3 separate regions of the Mus musculus genome follow, and regions 1 and 3 are each linked to region 2. A link is a contact called in ENCODE POLR2A ChIA-PET data. All regions are on one chromosome and are shown on one strand. The core of a region is the stretch at or near the end of the contact, and the rest is flanking DNA. Distances in the headings are between cores, read along the strand shown. Region 1 holds the start of Epn3 (epsin 3). Region 2 holds the start of Tob1 (transducer of ErbB-2.1). Region 3 holds the start of Rsad1 (radical S-adenosyl methionine domain containing 1).

Evidence for each region. ChIA-PET counts read pairs that join two places held with the same protein, here RNA polymerase II (POLR2A).
Region 1: POLR2A ChIA-PET joins it to region 2 with 11 read pairs in Patski. The contact joins the promoter of Epn3 here to the promoter of Tob1 in region 2. POLR2A ChIA-PET finds 5 or more read pairs at or near these places in 2 of 5 experiments (Patski and embryonic stem cell).
Region 3: POLR2A ChIA-PET joins it to region 2 with 10 read pairs in Patski. The contact joins the promoter of Rsad1 here to the promoter of Tob1 in region 2. POLR2A ChIA-PET finds 5 or more read pairs at or near these places in 2 of 5 experiments (Patski and embryonic stem cell).

Annotation. Positions count from the first base shown.
Region 1 is chr11:94,498,150-94,501,825 of GRCm38, reverse strand. Epn3 (epsin 3) reads left to right here and starts at 1,852. Exons shown (of 10, transcript NM_027984.3): 1 at 1,852-2,133. Gm51873 (a long non-coding RNA gene) reads right to left here and starts at 2,786. Exons shown (of 2, transcript XR_003949592.1): 1 at 1,697-2,786; 2 at 1-428. It overlaps Mycbpap (MYCBP associated protein), which reads left to right. Exons shown (of 19, transcript NM_170671.2): 19 at 306-479. The coding sequence ends at 407.
Region 2 is chr11:94,209,550-94,212,824 of GRCm38, reverse strand. Tob1 (transducer of ErbB-2.1) reads right to left here and starts at 1,371. Exons shown (of 2, transcript NM_009427.2): 1 at 1,094-1,371.
Region 3 is chr11:94,547,688-94,551,234 of GRCm38, reverse strand. It overlaps Rsad1 (radical S-adenosyl methionine domain containing 1), which reads left to right and starts at 2,028. Exons shown (of 9, transcript NM_001013381.2): 1 at 2,028-2,252; 2 at 2,631-2,764; 3 at 2,872-3,076. The coding sequence starts at 2,118.

The DNA.
Region 1 (3,676 bases), core at 603-3,102, 290 kb before region 2:
AGTCTATGATACTAAGAGTCGATTTTCTTAGGCTGTGTGGTCTAGCTGCAGTAGAGGGCTCAGTCTTGGAAGCTTCAGTATGTTGATCTATGATCTTACAGGAAGGAGAGTTGGCTTCCGGAAAACCAATACAGAACTGGGACTGAGCCCAGGCCCACTCCAGATCTGAAAACAATTACGTGCAGCAGGTCTCGGAGCAACTTTGGCGTTTCTCTCTCCATCTCGTCTCTCTTAGCAAGACTGATACATTGGAGCCTGCAAAACCGAGCAAACCTTGGCCTCTGATGTCTATCCCTCTCTTCCAGGTCTATGCGTTGCTGGACAACCTGGTGACAGATGTGATGGTCCTGGCTGATGAGCTCAGCTCTACAAAGAATGTTGAAGAGTCTTTACGTTTTTGCAGCTGATTCTTGGACCCAAGCTTCCTCCTGGGAAGATGGTTTGAAAAAAGTCAATAAAGAATCTTTAGGTTCCTACCATTTCCATTTCCATCGTGCCTCTGGGGATGCTGGATCTCAACGGCATCAGGCGAAGGTCTAGGACCTCCTGTATCCCACCTGCTCACATGTGCAGTTCTCAGAGCCACACACACCAGAGAGGTGATGATTAAGGGATAAGCAGAAGAGTTAGTGGGTGGTGGCAGGGCAAGGAATGAAGTCAGGTGACAGGACAAGATGGCCTTTCATAGCAGTTCCCTGCCTCAGGCCTAGACTTTCAGGGCCGTGCTTCCTGAAGCCAACTCAAGTGAGGGACTAGGGAGAGAAGCAGAGATGGCGAGACCTGACTGTCTGAAGGCTTCTACTTCAGCACCCTCCTCATCCTTCAAGATGGCAAAGATGGCACCTGTCAAGCTCTTTAAACCCGGCAGGAACTGGAGCTGAGCTCACACCCACCCCAGATCTGAAGAAACACAAAGGCATAACTCTTTGCTGTACTCCAAGAAACTCTCACAAGTACAGTTTTCCTCTTCCCATTCATTCCCTTTGGGGATCCTTGTCCTAAGCCAGAAGTTAATACTTGAGGCTCTGGTCTGCTAGATCCCTTCCTCCAGTCAACTCATCTGGCCCTGGAACCATTTTTCTGCTATGGGACACTGAAGCAGCAAGGTTGTGGGTTCAAAATCAACCTGAGCTGCATGATGACTCTGAGGCCAGCCTGCGCAATGTCGGGGTGGGGAAGGGAAGGAGGGACCACAACGTTTCAAAACAACAAAAACAGCTTGAAGAATTCCTACTCCTTCCTGGAACAAAGGAATGTGGGACTGTGTAGTAGGTGAAGGGTAACAGCTGGGAAAGCACGCACTGCCTGCTCAGATCATCCCGGGGTTTCTGTTGAAACGACTGTAAACAACTGGTTAGGCTGGGGGTCTCTGGGAGCAGTGGAGGAGTGAGGGAAGCCAGTAGCCAGGGACGCTAGAATTCATACTGAGCTCCCATATGTAAGCATGTAAGCTATGGAACGAGCTTCAGGGCAGGTAGGATCCTCCCGGGAGTTGGAAAGGCAGAGTCCTCAGGCCCCTTGGAGAGGCTGGGGAAGCCAGCTGGGAGTAGGTAAAGACCAGCCCCAGGGAATGTTCTGTCTTCTGCTTTAATGTCGTCCGGCTAGGAGGGTTAAGGCTTGGGATAGGTATTGGAGTGGCCTCCATTCCCACCCTCACCTACTTCTAGCAGAGGAGGTAGGGGAAAGGTTAACTCACTTGAAGGGTAGGAGTGGATGAACTCCAGCTCTGTAAACCTCTGGGGTCACCGGCTGACAAACAGGCCAGCCTCCTCCCCTGAAGGCACCGCCCGGCAGACAGCAGGAAGGGGTTAAACACGCCCGCCCGCCCGTCATCCTGTGTCCTGTTACTGCTGAGGCAGACCTGCCTGGCCAGCTGAACAACTTTCCTCCCGAGAGTGCTGGCCGGCAGGAGTCGAGGAGGCAGCCGCGAGAGTCTGAGCGGCCACCCGCTGGGGGGACCCTGCGGTCCTTCCGAGAGAGAGCTCTGTGCCTTTCGGTCCAAGGTAGAGCTCCCGCGACCAGGGTTTATGGTGGATGGCTCTGGGGCTGCTCCTGAAGCTGTGCCATCCCCATACAAGTCAGAGGGTCACTGCAGAGGCTGCGGGGGCTGGGGCGAGGGAGCCCACTCTGGAGGTAAGCTCCCTCCCGCGCCGCGGTGGCGCCCTGCATGAAGGCGGGGTTGGGGGGTGGGGGTGGGGGCTAGAGTGGGCTCAGGACTTAGTCTCTTTCCCAACCTCTAGAGAGTAAGGCAAGGGCTGTGGAGTACCGGGAGGCTTCTAACCTGCAACTTCTCTACCTTCCTGTTACCCCCAGAAAAGGGGCGCAGGGCCATCTGGAGATTCCTGATAGCGTTTCTCCCAGATCCTGGCACATCTCTGTATTTACACCTTTAACCTCAGAATGACCCTTTAGTCCACTGCTCCCTGGGACACAGCCAACTCAGGTCTGATGAAGCCACACAACCTAGGGCTAGGGAATATCCAGTCCCCCATTCCCTGAGCAGCAGGAAGGACACTGCCACTCCCCCATTGCTTACTCTGGAGCTGATGGGGACAGAAGATGGGGAGGGGTGCTGGCTGATGGGGTGCACACAGACTTTGTCAAATTCCCGTGCATGTGATTGGTTCTTTCCATCTCTCTGAACCTCCACCCTGGGGATGCCATCTGCTTCTTCAGTGCTGACTTTTAGGAATCTCTCCATCCCCCACTCTGGCACCCTTCTGGATTTGTGTCCTGAGAGATCCCACTGCTCCGAATCTCTTTGGGAACCTGTGTGTAGGTGGGAGTCTACACTCTAGCCCCCCCCGCCCCCCCCCCACTTCCTGACTAGCCTGTGCACTCCGCTGGAGTACCCTCCTGCCTTCTTTCCATTTCTGAAGCAGCCTCCCCAGGTCCTGGCTTCTCAATGTCCTTCCCTCCACCTGGCAGGGTCTGGCTCAAGGTCACTGCAGTAATTCCATACCGGCTGCCCAGGGCTGCCGTTGCCGCTGCCGCAGCTGGGTTTGTGTTTCACTCCCTTTTATTCCCGGGCATATTGTGTTCGATAAAACCTTCTGCTTGTAACACCGCTGGCAGGGCTCCCAGCCGCGCCCGCCTCCCGCCTTCCTTCCCTCTCAACTTCAGCTTCAGGCATGCTCTGGGACCTCACCCTGGCTTTCTTCCTCCTTACTGTGTCCCTACTGGGTGAAACACCATCAGAGTCTATGACAGGCTAGGGTGGAGGAGGCTCAGGCATCTTCTTGTGCCTCTGATCCCTTCCTTTCCCCCCAAGTCCAGCAAAGGTGTGTCCACAATGTCCACCTTGCTCCTAGGAGAAAAATCCAGGAAGGGCCATGGAGCCTACACAAAAGGTCCCTTTTCCATGGAGGCTGGCTGTATTCACCCTGGCAAAGTAGGAAGGCCTAGGAAGCCAGGCCCAGGTAGGGCTCTGGTGGAGTCAGGATGTCTGATCTGACTGGTTCTGCCAATTCCAGCGGCCAGCAGGGAGGAGCATGTACACCAACCAGGGCGGGCTTCGTGCACAATTATTCCCCGTCTTGACTCTGCTGCTGCCAGCCCGCCCTCCCACTGGGGAGGTGAGCACAGGCCTGAGTCATTAGTAAGGGGGAGGGCAGGAGTTTAACAAGTTGTGGCTGTGGCATTCCCACAGAAGGCCAGCCGGACAGAAAGACAGAAA
Region 2 (3,275 bases), core at 122-2,621:
CTGCAAGTATAAGAAAAACAAGCAGCTTAAAACTCCTATTGATTACTCTGCTTAAAGGGCAGAGTTTCTCAGTTTTATTCTTATTTTTAAAAGCCATCTCCTTCCCTCTTCGGATAAACGGGCAGTCCCTGGAGAGGCTGGAGCGAAAAGGTCGACCTTTAAACGTTTGCTGGATCAGCACTGGGTGGGGATAAGAAAAGATCAAGGGCAAAGAGAGGTATTTCCAAGGGAGAGCTATTTGTACAACGAGGTTGATCAAAAAGGGCATTTAAAATAATCAAACTGGTGTGGATCCGTCTGTTCCATTTTCCATATTCTTGGTGACAAAGGGCAAAGAATCTCTCGTGTAGCCCCCAAACTACACTTTCCAAGCCGAAACCCAAGAGCAGGCAGAGAAAGCAGATTCAGCTGGACTGCTTGAAGGTGCAGCCGAGCCCAGACAGGCTGGGTGGAAGGTGGTTTTTAAAGCAACGCCTTAACACAGGACTGTGAAGAATTACATAAACAGCCAGTTGGGTCTCATTAGATTTCTGCTCACAGCGCTGGGAGCCCGAGCGCTACAGCAGCAGCAACAGCCAGAGGAGGTGGAGGTGGAGGAGGAGGAGGAGGAGGAGGAGGAGGAGGAGGAGGAGGAGGAGGAGGAGGAAGAGGAGGAAGACTACTAGACTTGCTCCGGGAGGAGGAGCTCGGCCCGGGGAAAAGGAGAGCAGGCTCTTTAGCTGCCTCAGGGACGCGGCCCGGGCACCGGCAGGTCGCGGCGCGGGCCGCCCAGTCTTCCCCTCCCCCGCCGTAACCTGACCCTGCCGTCCCCCACTCTGCTCCCCGCTCGAGGCTCCTGGGACCTAGCCAGCATCCCGGAGCACCGGTCCGGGCCCGATCCCTGTATCCCGGCGCCCCCTCCCCCTGCCTGGGCGCCGCTGCCCCCACCCCGGGTGCTCCCTCCTCCCGGTTGCCCGTCGGCCGTCAAGCCTCCGGACCAGGTCCCCGGAGCCACTCCATTCCCTTGGGTCCCCGAGGCCGCCCCTCCACACCCGGGCTCGCAGGACGCTGCAGCCACTCCCTCGGCCCCTAGCCGCCGCCCCGCCGTACTTACAAGCTGCTCCGGAGCTGCGGCCGCCGCCGAGCCGCGGCTGGGCGGGGGAGAAGGGGCAGCGGGCGGGGGCGCGGGTGGGTCGGGAGCGGCGAGGCGACGGGGTGCAAGACGTCGCCACCGCCGGACACGCGACGGACGCCTCGGGCGGGTCCGGGAGCTCGCTGCTCTGGCTCAGGGGTGGCGGGGACGGCAAGCTTACACGAGCGCGCTCGCTTCTCTACACAGCCCGGCGGCCCGGCCCTGCGTCCCCGTACAGCGCCCTCTGCGCGCCGGGCCAGAGCTTCGCTCCTTCTGCCGCGGCGCGCGCCCCGCCTCTCGTTTTATAGCCTCCTCCCCGCCCCCAGCCTCCGCGGGGGTGCGCGCCGCTCGCGTCACAGTCCCGCCCTCCCCACCCGGCACCCCCCGGCCGCGCCGACTCCGCCCCTGCCCTGCCCCCCGACGCCATTGGCCAAGTCCCGCCTGCCCACGTCCAGACGGCCGCTGATAGATGGTCACGCCTCCTGAACGCCGCTGTGACCAATGAGCTGAGAGTCCCGAGAGGTTGGGGGAGGGGTTAAGGGAGGCCTTGGAAGGGGATTGGACAAGGGTAGGGATGGGATGGTAGGGATGGGGTGGCAGGGCCCGGGGGCCTGGGGGTGGGGGGTGGGGGGTGGGGGGGGAGGAGGGGGAGCAGGTGGCGACGCGGCGGGGACCGGCCGGGAGGGGCAGCCGAGGCTGGGGGAGGGAGGGCAGAGTACACGGAAAAGGCTGCTTCCGAGCGAGTGCGACTGTGGCCGAGGAAAACCCCACTCCTGGGCGAGCTAGCCTGTGGGTCTCAGCCCATCCCGGGGTAACCGGGACTCGTGCTCCCGATTCATTGAGTATTAATCCCCGCAGGGCCTAGGCCAACTGCCACCCCGAGAGTGACAACTGCAGAACCTGGGGGTGGGGAAGGGAGGCCACGTCGCTGCACCTCCCGCACAGGTGACAGTTTAACTGCCTCTGCAGCTCCCCCTGGCCAAATCTCCCCGGGTCACCTGGCAGCAGCTCGGACATGAGGGTTGCTTGAGACCGTAAGAAAAAAAAATTGTCTTATATCAAACGTCGCAGAGAGCGACACGCTGCCAAACTGCCTGTGTGACTCTGTGTGCGTGCCCACGCGTGCATTTTGAGAACTTTCACCCAGGCCCACAAAATAAACACGAGGCCTCGCTGAGGAACCTGCGAGAGTTTATGAACTGTGCACAGGTGTCCAGGGAATAGGGACGCCAGGGACTCTAGGGGCGCGGATAGGCGCCGTTTCCACAACCTGCAGCCCAGAAATCCGAGTTATCGTCCGGAGTGGAACGGGGCGTTCCTCTTGGCTAAAAATAATTACTCACAGGTAGCAACGATGCCTGATTGGTCGCACTGGACCTTAGCGGCCAGACGATTGGCTGTCTGGTCTCCAGGAGACCGACGTCAAACTCGGACTGGGTAAAGGCGAGAGAAAGTCGAGGGGGAGCCTCGGAGAGAAGGGGGGGGGGGGTTGGGGGGGGGGAGAAAGCGCAGCAGTGAATGAAACGCCCAGGGCCCTGCCTTCCCCTTCCCTGTCCTGGGCATTCGGGCCATGCTTCCTGGAAAAAAACCGGTCCCCGTGCTGCCTTGCCCTTAAACACTGCAGGGCGGGCATTTCTATGCCTGTCTAGAGGTTAAAGCACAACTCACCGTCTGTGTAGCCCATCTGTACCACCCAGGGCACAAACCCTGGTCTACGCGACCCGCCAAGAGCCTTTTCATTTTATAGATGCAGAAGTCTGGATGTAGCCTATTATTTTGCACTCGGACCTGCTTGCGTGGGTTCCCACCTCCTCTTTTAGAAGGAACAGCTTTGAGAAAGGATATTTCTAAAGTCTCACAGCGTGTGAGAATGGGAGGGTTTGTGGAATGGGCTGAGGGGTGGGGTGGCGACCGGTCAGGTGACCCATTTCTTGTTTATTGCACAGGTTCCTAAAACTTGGGTAGCGTTTTTTTTTTTTTTTTCTTAAGAACATAGAAGTTTTACTCAAAAACGCTTTAAATTCTGTTTTATTTTTAGTATTTCGGCTTTTTAGTTGCAGAGTGGAATTAGATTGTGAGAGCATGGTGTTTAAAATGGAAGCATCTGGCAGCAAAATATTTTAATATAAATTATTCTTCCACTGTTTTCCTTCGTTGTGTGGTT
Region 3 (3,547 bases), core at 779-3,278, 340 kb before region 2:
TGCAAAAAAAAAAAAAAAAAACCACAAGTATCAGTCATAGCAAGATGGTAGTGAAGGGATTTTGACCTGCCGTTTCTAAAACCAGCTCTCTTCTCCTAACACCGTCTGCCTCCTGAGCCATTAGATCATTGGCAAGAGATGTGACTCTCTTAGACCTAGCTGTCTGAAGTAGGTTTAATTTTCACTGGCTTAGCCCCATGGACAGAGCATTCAGTCCTGTTACATGAAGAGTGTGTATTACAGCAAGGGAGAGAAGAAGGCCAGGATGTCCTGAGGCTGGTGCCCTAGGCTTGGGAGGGCGCCTGGTGTAGATAGAGCCTCATCTGTGTGTGCCCCACTCCAACCGCAGCTGAAGGACAGGAAAACAGCACTCCCTAAGTTGTATGCTCTAGAGCCACATAGTGCTGGGCTAACACACTGAAAGACAATCCTTCTTCTAGAGGGGACCAGAACAGAGAGTGTGGCCTGTTCTGACTGGTTCTTCCTGGATGCTGTACTCCGAACACCTTACTTTCTTGAGGAAGAACTGCTTTACGACAACTCGACTCCAAAGCCCATGATCGTTCCATTCTGGGGCATAGCTCCTCCAAGCCCCTCACATGTGTCCTGCCTCTCCTGCACACACCATTGCTGCGACCTCTTCCATCTGATGCCAAGGACTGGCCTGACTCAGAGACCACAGCCCACCCTCCCTGCCAAGCCAGTTCCCAGTGGAATTCTTTTCTTCTCTTTCCCCTCCCTCCCTTCCTTTAAAAAAATATTTATTTTATTTCATGTGTTTTGCCTGCATATGTCTGTGCACCATGTGCATGCTGGAGGAAGTCTGGAGTTTCCGACTTACAGATGGTTGTTAGCCACAGTGTGTGGGTGCAGGGTCCTCCGCAAGAGCCGATAGTGCTCTTAACTGCTGAGCCAGCCCCTCCAGCCCTGCTTCCTTTTTTCTGAAACATTGTCTCATGCAGTCAGCCAGACCTGGATTATAGGGCTGTTCTGCCACACATGACTTTTTTTTCTTTTTTTTAAACAAAGTTTTATTTATATTTAAATTTTATTTATTTTTAAATATATGTGTTTGTACGCCTGCGTGCCAGAAGAGGTCATTAGGTCACTTTATAGATGGTTGTGAGCCACCATGTGGTTGCTGGGACAGCCTCAGGTTTTACTTTCTCTCTCTCTCTCTCTCTCTCTCTCTCTCTCGTTTGTTTAAACGTAATTGGGTATTTTGCCTGTATGTATGTATGTATGTATACAGTATTTATGCCACAATTATTGATTTTATTATTGTATCTGTGTGTATTATGTGCACACATGAGTTTGCTAGAAGGTGCACCCATGGAGGCAAAAGGACCACTATGTGGAGCGAGGCTCTCTCCCACTACATATTTGGCATCCAGGGACCATTCTGCTTTGTAGGGCAACTGTCCGTTCCTTGCTGAGCCATCATGTCTTTCCCCCTCTTTTGTTTCTATGAGATAGGCTCTCACACTGTAGCCCAGGCTGGCTTGGAACTCCCACAATCCTCCGGGAGTTCTAGTATTCCAGGTGTGAGCCACCGCCCCTGGCTTCCAACGATTTTCTGTTCCTCTAATACCCAGCCCGTGAGCTTCCTTTCCGCTGACTCCCACGCACACTTCTGTAGGCCCACCAGCTCACAGCCAGTTACCTAGTACCGAATTAACTCTTAACTTGGTTAGTGTCTCCCCTGCCAGTTAGACTGACCTGATTTTAGTAGGCCTGGCTTTCAGATCTGAGCCAGGTACACACCAATCTAAGTAACTGACTGAAAAAAACCCAAACAAACAAAGAAATCTTGTATGAGTCAATAAAGTCGCTCTGACACAGGGAGCCAAGAGGCTGGCGGGGCATTCTGCGTCCTTGGCAAAAGATAGACTGGCTGTGTCCTTGAGAACGAATAGGCTGTGTGTGCAACAGTGTCCACCAGGTGGCGCCGCAGACACGAGGCCGTGGGCTCTCTAGCCACTCCGGGAGAGGCAATACGAGGTCACGCAGCCCCTCTGACTTCCGCCAGGGCTATCCACGCGGCCCAGCCCCGGGTACACCCCTGCTGGGCACGCTGTCGAGGTCTCGCATCCCTCCTTTCTGCCGCCTTGCGCGCCATGGTTCCCTCCGGGGTCCGGACCGGCAGATGGGTGGCAGCGGCCAGGGCGGCCCAGCGGCGCCCCCGTGTGGACAGCTTGGGACAGCCTCCGAGTCCTGAGTCCGCGAGCACGCGTGCGGCGCTTTACGTGCACGTGAGTGAGTAGGGGAGAGCAGAAGGAGGCGGTGGCCGTGGCTGTTCCGTTCATAGCCCACATGCACGCTGTCCGTGCCTAACATTACATCTGGTACAACATCTGCCCGCGTCATTCGCCACCGGAATAAGTGTTTGGCCAAAAACCTCAAGTCTGGTGCTTACTAGCTGGGTGTCCCTCTTGGAACCTGTTTTGTCTCACGAAAGTGGGCATAGTAATCTCATCGCCATCTGCCCACGGGACGCAGAGTGGCTTAGTTGTCGCAACCACCGCTGACCAACCTCAGAATGGGAACGGGGATGTGTGAGATAAACCCTGGAAGTGGCCTGGGCAGCCCAGAGCCCCGCCTTAGCTCACACACGCATCCCCTGTCCCCAGTGGCCTTATTGCGAGAAACGCTGCAGCTACTGCAACTTCAATAAGTACATCCCCCGCGGCGTGGAGGAGGGGACCGTGCGGAATTGCCTGGTGACTGAGGCAAGGACGCTGCTGCGGCTCAGCGGGGTGCAGAGGTCAGTACTGGGGACATTAGACAAGGTCTTGGGCGGAGAGGACACTACAGGAGGATGTTCCCCAAGGGTTTTCCCCGGGGTTTTATGTCTCCATCCTCTTCCTCCAGAGTAGAGTCTGTGTTCTTTGGTGGAGGAACCCCGAGTCTGGCCAGTCCCCACACTGTGGCTGCTGTCCTGGAGGCTGTGGCTCAGGAAGTCTACCTGCCTGCCGATTCGGAAGTCACCTTGGAGGCTAACCCCACTTCAGCCCCAGGTCCTAGGCTGGCAGCTTTTGGAGCAGCAGGAGTGAACAGGTTGTCCATTGGTTTACAGGTGACCTACCTCACTCACCCTACCCCAGTGCTCCCAGATCCTAGGATGGTGTTTAGTCATTGAGAAAACATTTCTGGGCACCAGGGTCTAGTACACAGTAGATTGTGTAGTGACACTTTTCTTACTGTTTGTCTCTTGACATATTGGCCCATACACTTCCTGAGGCAGGCTTTGGCATCATCATCATCAACATCATTATTGTTATTATTATTATTATTAATGTCTTCGTTATTTTGAGACAGGGTACCCTATAGCTCAGGCTAGCCTCAAATTTTATATGTAGCCAAGGGTTGACCTTGAGCTCCTGACTCTTCTGTCTCCATCTTAATACTAGGACTACAGACATGTGCCACCATGCCCAGTTTGTATAATAATAAAAATCAAACCCCAAGGCATGTAGGCAAGCATTCCACAAAGAGCTATATCACTAGCTGCCATTATTTTATTATTATTATTATCATTATGACTTTG